Regions from separate parts of the Homo sapiens genome. Here region 2 is linked to region 1. The links are chromatin contacts, found by Hi-C or POLR2A ChIA-PET in ENCODE. All regions are on one chromosome and are shown on one strand. Each heading gives the region's core, a stretch centred on a gene start or an enhancer-like site at or near the end of the contact. The rest is flanking DNA. Distances are from core to core; before and after follow the strand shown. Region 1 overlaps VTI1A (vesicle transport through interaction with t-SNAREs 1A). Region 2 overlaps VTI1A (vesicle transport through interaction with t-SNAREs 1A).

Region 1 (3,093 bases), core at 285-2,784:
CAACTGCCACGTCCTGCTCTATTCATCCCAAGCCTCTCCAGAAAGCGCCTTGTGGAGCAGTAATTACATTTCCAGGGTGGCAGAGGCTCTTTCTCGTCAGCCTTGTGTCTCTCAAAGCCTCTAAATCATTCCATTATACCATAACAATGGATCCTCACACTCGTCATGCAATTTGTTTTCATTATGTAAATCACTTCATTCTCTTTTCCAATATCTGCAGGGAGCTGCAAACCACTGAAGGTCAAAATCGGAAGTGGAATATGCGGGGCAGGGACAGAGAGGGGTTGAGGGAAGCCTGGCTTGGTCCTGGAGGTCACCTATCACATGAGGTTGGGAAGGAGCAGATAGGAGCACAGAAGTCCAGGAAAGGCATGAGGATCCAAGGGGGAAGTAATACGTGTCCGGCTTCTGTGACACTAGTGCCTCTGGGCACATGACCTGCAGGTCACCCTCCCCAAGATGCCTGATGACAAGACTGGTCCTAGGAAGAGGTGAAGGGCCCAGAACATTTTGGCCTTTATATCATCTCACCATGCCTTACATGAAGTTTGTGTTTAAAATAAGTTAGTTACATGTCCCATTGGTCTTCAAACAATTTTAAAAATTATTATTTTTTCATCGCAACCAAGAAAATTGGGAGAATACAGAGAAACAGAAAAAAAAAAAGAGTAAGGAAGAAATAAGGTAGGCAGGCAGGAAAGACCCTTTAGTTGAAAACTCAAACGAATGCATTTAACATTAGGGAGTTTCTCCTCCCCTTTGTTCCAGTATGTGCCATGCTGTTGTTATTAGTTTATGCCCTCCTGTTTTCAGAACTAGCACAAATACACTAGAATGGTTTCTCTCCTTGTGCTTTTAATCTGACAGATTTTACTTCATATTCGGCATTGAATAGGCACTTACTTCCTTTTAGGCACTGGGTCTGCAATCAGGGTTTGCTGCCTCCAGGTGAAGAAGGGACTTGGGGAAGCAAAATAAACAAATGATTAAGAGTATGGGCTCTGAGGTCAGACCAGCTGGATTCAAATTCCAGGATCTCCACTTACTAGTTCATGACTTTGGGCCTTGGCCTTACCATCTGTAGCAGGAGATGATAAAACTACTTACCCAAAGATTGCTGTGAGAATTAAAATGCGCTAACACATATAAGAGCTTAGCACAGTACCTGACACACAGTAAGGCACTCAATAAATGCTAGCTATTACTATTATTCCAATATGGATTGAAAAGTCAACTTTAAGCCACAGATTGGGAAGCTGATGAAATCATTTCCCTTTTAAAGAATAAAAACTCACATGGCTAAGAAATCAGTGGCTTTAAACTCTGCTTTGAAGGATATGTAATATATATGGAGCAAGATTTAAATAACTAACACCTGAATGTACTATTGCTACGTTTTTCTCACTAAACCACAATTGGCACGGATCTTATTTCTTTTGTCCCTTTATAGCTTCAAATGAAGAAATCCTTAGCTTCCATCTCATCCAAGTTACCTGCCACTAAACCAGTCTCACAACTTCTTAAAGTACTTGTAAATACTTAGAATACCTATGCTATGTTAAATTTCCTTTGCCCCCAGCTAACTAAGGAAAAGGTTTATGAAGATGCATACAAGACCTGTTTTCCAGCACCCTTGCTAAAGTCATCACTTTCTCTTCCCTATGGTAGGAATCCAATGGGAGATTTTAGTTCTTTGGACCATATTCCTTGAGCATTTTTTGTTAATCTGAAGCAAGTATTTTTCTCTCCTCTTTGAAGTATACTAGCATTTCTTCCAAGGAGAATCTAGTTCCTGATTTTCCTATTGACTATTAATTTGAATGCAATGGTTTCCTCTTCAAGTGAGGTTGTCTGGAGCAACCAGCAGGTAAGAATCAGATACCAATTCTTGCAGAAACAGCTTCTTTCTAACTAACAAATCTAAAATTATATTGGAACTTAAGTTTATACACAGCTCTTAACTGAATTTAGCAAAGTTTATAAACAAAAATTTAAAGTAACTCCATAATAATTATTTTTATCTTTGAAAGTACTGGCTACCATCTGTTGAACTTAACCTTATTTATGTATAATTTCCACACTTGTTGCATTGCTTGTAGTCAGTTTTAAACTTTGACTTGTGTTTCTTTCCACGGAACGCCTTCTTTATTGCCTAATGTCTCCTTTTATGCTTAACCTTGTCAAAAGGCCTTAACATTCCTTAGCACGTGCTACTACACCTATAGGTCTGGCCCTGACCTCATACCACTCTCTCCTTTCTCTTGCTTCTCCAGACACACTGGCCTAATTCTGTCTCTTGTCCTCTGCCCACTTCCACCACAGGGCTCTTGCATAAGCTCTTTTCTGTGACAGAAGCATCTAGGTAATGCCTTCATACCTCAGCTCATGTCTCACTTTTTCATCAACCTGCCTTGGACTCCTGTCAAGGTAAAATCTCTAGACCACAGCTTCTCCAGGTGTGGTCTCTGGACTGGCGTCGTTAGCATCACAGAGAGATAGGTTAGACACAGAAACTCTGGGGTAGGGCCCAGACATCTGGGCTTTGTTTTAACAATCCCTCCAGGGGATTCTGGTGCCTGCTAAAGTTTGAGAACCACTTACTTATCATCTAGTTCCACTGCACCATGAAGCTCTCCTTCATAACAGTCATCACAATTACTTTCAAATTTGTGCGATTATTTGATTAATGTCTGTTTCCCCCACTATACTAAGGGCAGAAACTGTGTCCCTTTTGCTCACCAATATTTCCCCAGCACCTAGCAGTGTTTAGCATGTAATTGGTGCTCAATAAATATTTTTCAATAAATTAAACATAAATGTAATGCTTAAAAGGAAAAACACACCAGGTGAGGTGGCTCATGCCTGTAATCTCAGCACTTTGGGAGGCCGAGGTGGGCAGATCACTTGAGGCCAGAAGTTCAAAACCAGCCTGGCCAAAATGGTGAAATCCTGCCTCTACCAAAAATACAAAAATTAGCTGGGTGTGGTGGCGGGCGCCTGTAATCTCAGCTACGTGGGAAGCTGAGGCAGGTGAAGTGCTTGAAACCAGGAGGTGGAGGCTGCAGTAAGCCAAGATTGTGCCAACTGCACTCC
Region 2 (3,093 bases), core at 251-2,750, 45 kb before region 1:
TGAAAACTCTTTAAAATTCTGCCTTAAGTAATCTACAGTAGTGTGTCTCTTGTACAGCTTGGTTGACAACCATTTTATTTGTGGGTTGAGGGCCCCAAGGCATCCATGATGCTAATTTAGAAAGGATTAACTGTGGGTGTTACTTGTTCAATCTGAGGCATGGTAAGAAATATGAATACACAGGAATCCTTAAATCCTCAGCTCTTCCCTAACCTTCCTAATTGGGCTTCACCCCCTCCTTGGTGCACCCACAGGGCCTGGTGGCTTCCCCTCCACCGCCCGCTCTGTTGCTTCCAAGGGCCCAACCTGTGTGGACTGGGACCATGTGGAATTCACCTCTACCACCCCAGCACATGGCACAGTCGCGTTGCACACAGGTACTCAAAAGAGAACTGCCCAAAGAGTGATCGTGAAAGAATGCAGTCTCTGGTAACTGTAATCTTCCATTCAAAGGAGAATGGAGAAGTCTGTGCAATTAATTTGCAGGAAAATCTCAGGAAGTCTGCATGGAAAAGGTTAAAGTTCAAAGTTGAAGCAAGCCCCGTCAAAGATGAAACTTCCTACCATCACGCCTTCTCAGCACTACTTGGTCTTCCCCCTGAAGCTAGAAGGAACTCCTTTGTGCTGGGTGGGGGCGGGGTGTCAGCAGGAAAGGGCATTTGCTTTCAAACCAAATGCTGGCAGACATTTGGGAGGAAGAGTAGAAGGGGATGGGGAAAGAGTTGGAATAGAGAGAGCTCTAAGCAAGCTTGACTGGCTGGGCCATCCACCCCAACCTTGGACCTCAAAGGAGTTGTGCAAATGTGATACCCCTCAGGACCAGAAAAGTGAACTGTCAGGGCATCTGGGTGGATAGGACTGAGCCAGTTTGGAAGGGGGAAATACAGGCTGGCATTGGTGGGCCCCATCTGTGAGGAAGCTTAGTTGCAATCGCAGCCAGGGGCTGCCGGCCTGTATTGCTGTAGGCAAAGCAGAAAGGAATGCAGAGCTCGGAGACAATCAGAAAAACCAGCTAGGCCAAGGGGTTCCCAGCTAGTGAGATGGCAGCGAAGGAACTTGGGGAGAAGCCCAAAGTAACTTCCTCCTAACTTTGGGCAAGGGGAGGGCTTTATGTTGAACTAGGTCTGCAGCAAGCCGTCTTAATCTCCCTTTTGAAAATGCAAAGTGTGTTTACCCAGTAAATAATTTAAGAAAGAATATACACTTGAAAGAAGACATCCATTGAAACAGCCAGGCTAAATTGCCTCCAGGCAAAAACTTGTGCATTTGCATGCTGCATTCTATTAAGTGAGCACACTGTGGCTTTAAAAGAATGCAGAGCCAAAATAAAAGGAATGTGGGCCCGAAACATCAAGGATTCTCCAAGTTTACATTATGAATCACAGTGCTGTTGATACAAGATGAATTAACCATTTACTTTGAGGCTGAACTCACAAAGTACTATTGAAAGTACTGATCCCCATGTGGAACTCAGGGAGCGGTTAATCTTTCCATTGCCAGTCTCCTCCCAGCCTGGAAACGAGCTCCTGCGTGTGGCAGCCGGAATCACAGAAGGCTGGTTCCAGTGCAGGGGACAGGCGCGGCACTGCACCTGGCACAGTTCTCTGCTCTTGCTCGAGGAGCCCAGGAATTCCACTGGAACAGGCATTACGAGTGTTCTCCAATAGCCAGTTCTCCTCTACTTCCAGGCATGGACTGCACTCTTTTTTTTTTTTTTTTTTTTTTTTTTTTTGAGACGGAGTCTCGCTCTGTCGCCCAGGCTGGAGTGCAGTGGCGCAATCTCGGCTCACTGCAAGCTCCGCCTCCCGGGCTCACGCCATTCTCCCGCCTCAGCCTCCCGAGTAGCTGGGACTACAGGCGCCCGCCACCACGCCCGGCTAATTTTTTTTGTATTTTTAGTAGAGACGGGGTTTCACCGTGGTCTCTATCTCCTGACCTCGTGATCCGCCCGCCTCGGCCTCCCAAAGTGCTGGGATTACAGGCGTGAGCCACCGCGCCCGGTCTGCACTCACCTTAATGTTAGGCTTGGTCATGGAACTAGCTTTGGCTAAAGAAATGAGAGCAAAAGTTCTGAGTGTCACTGCCAGCTGGAGGCATCTAACTTCCAGTGTTTGTCTCTCTAGCGGGCTCTTCCTGCGGTTTTGATTTGGGGAGGGAGGGGCTGTATTGTTCCAGAGAGTACAAGTTATAGGATGGTGGTAACATCTTCTGCCTGGATCCTGCAGTCATTATGTAAAGGGCCACTGTCCTGGAGATGCACCTGGACTCCCAGTGGACTTGCGTTAAGCCATTGAGGACTGGGGGTTGTCACTGCCGAATACCATAAGCTCTTTTACCCTGAGTGATAACGCTACCGTCCGCCTCTCAGACAAGACGAGGCATCTGGCCAAGCCAAGAGAGGCTCTGGTTTCATGTATTTCAGAAGCTAAGGTATGATGAAGACTGATAAGATTTTTTTTTTCTTGAAGAACAGGTTTTTGCCTCTTGGTTTTCAAAAGCTGGGAACCTCTTCTGACCTCTTGGTCACAACACTTTTCACTGAAGAATCAGGAGCTTCTTCCAGCCAATGCTCCTGTGTATTGATGACTGATGATATCATGCGTGAGGCCTCACCAGGCCTAGCCAGGCATCCGCTTCCTGTGTACAGCAGATCTACAGTGGCTGCGTTCGTTTCCCTATTCCAAACAGCTGATGCTACCCCAGCTCCAGGGGTACAGCTGTGACTGAGGCTGAGATGGTCAGTACATTCCATGCCCCTGGCCATGGTAACTGGACCAGGAGCAGGCTTGTGACTTAAGTCCATCCAACAGAGTGGATCTCAGCAACTTTGCTTGAAATGCGGGGTCACCTGGACAGTTTGGTGTGTGGATGTCAGGCTGGATCCACTGCAGGCCTTTTGATTCATTGAGGGAAGCCAACCTAAGAAAGAAGCTGACCCACAGTGGGCAGAGAAATAGAACCCCAGTCCTGAAGACAGAGAACTTTAATTTTTAACTTTTTTTTTTTTTTTTTTTGAGATGGAGTCATTCTCTGTCTCCAGGCTGGAGTGCAGTGGTGCGATCTCAGCTCACTACAACCTCCCCCTCCCAGGTT

What was found. Hi-C counts contacts between places; a loop is a spot of excess contacts on that map. ChIA-PET counts read pairs that join two places held with the same protein, here RNA polymerase II (POLR2A). Pooled maps may share reads with other maps.
Region 2: a map of PC-3 shows a loop between it and region 1 (5-fold over the local background). The contact joins two enhancer-like sites. A Hi-C loop is called at or near these places in 4 of 168 maps with a recorded cell type or tissue (Caco-2, PC-3, PC-9 and 1 more) and 1 of 50 pooled maps. POLR2A ChIA-PET finds 5 or more read pairs at or near these places in 7 of 52 experiments (AG04450, Caco-2, H1 and 3 more).

Annotation. Positions count from the first base shown.
Region 1 is chr10:112,765,257-112,768,349 of GRCh38, reverse strand. The region is part of intron 7 of VTI1A (vesicle transport through interaction with t-SNAREs 1A); the gene reads right to left. Among named protein-coding and RNA genes, the nearest start is that of LINC02935, 120 kb to the left of the region's middle. Within about 2 kb of position 1,534, at least 2 of the 41 ENCODE cell types and tissues checked have a DNase peak (open chromatin) inside an H3K27ac peak, as active enhancers do; they include PC-3 and PC-9, where a contact is called at or near this core.
Region 2 is chr10:112,810,323-112,813,415 of GRCh38, reverse strand. All of the region lies in intron 7 of VTI1A (vesicle transport through interaction with t-SNAREs 1A), which reads right to left. Among named protein-coding and RNA genes, the nearest start is that of LINC02935, 79 kb to the left of the region's middle. RefSeq lists enhancers at 466-1,165, 1,166-1,864, 1,865-2,565. Within about 2 kb of position 1,500, at least 13 of the 41 ENCODE cell types and tissues checked have a DNase peak (open chromatin) inside an H3K27ac peak, as active enhancers do; they include PC-3 and PC-9, where a contact is called at or near this core.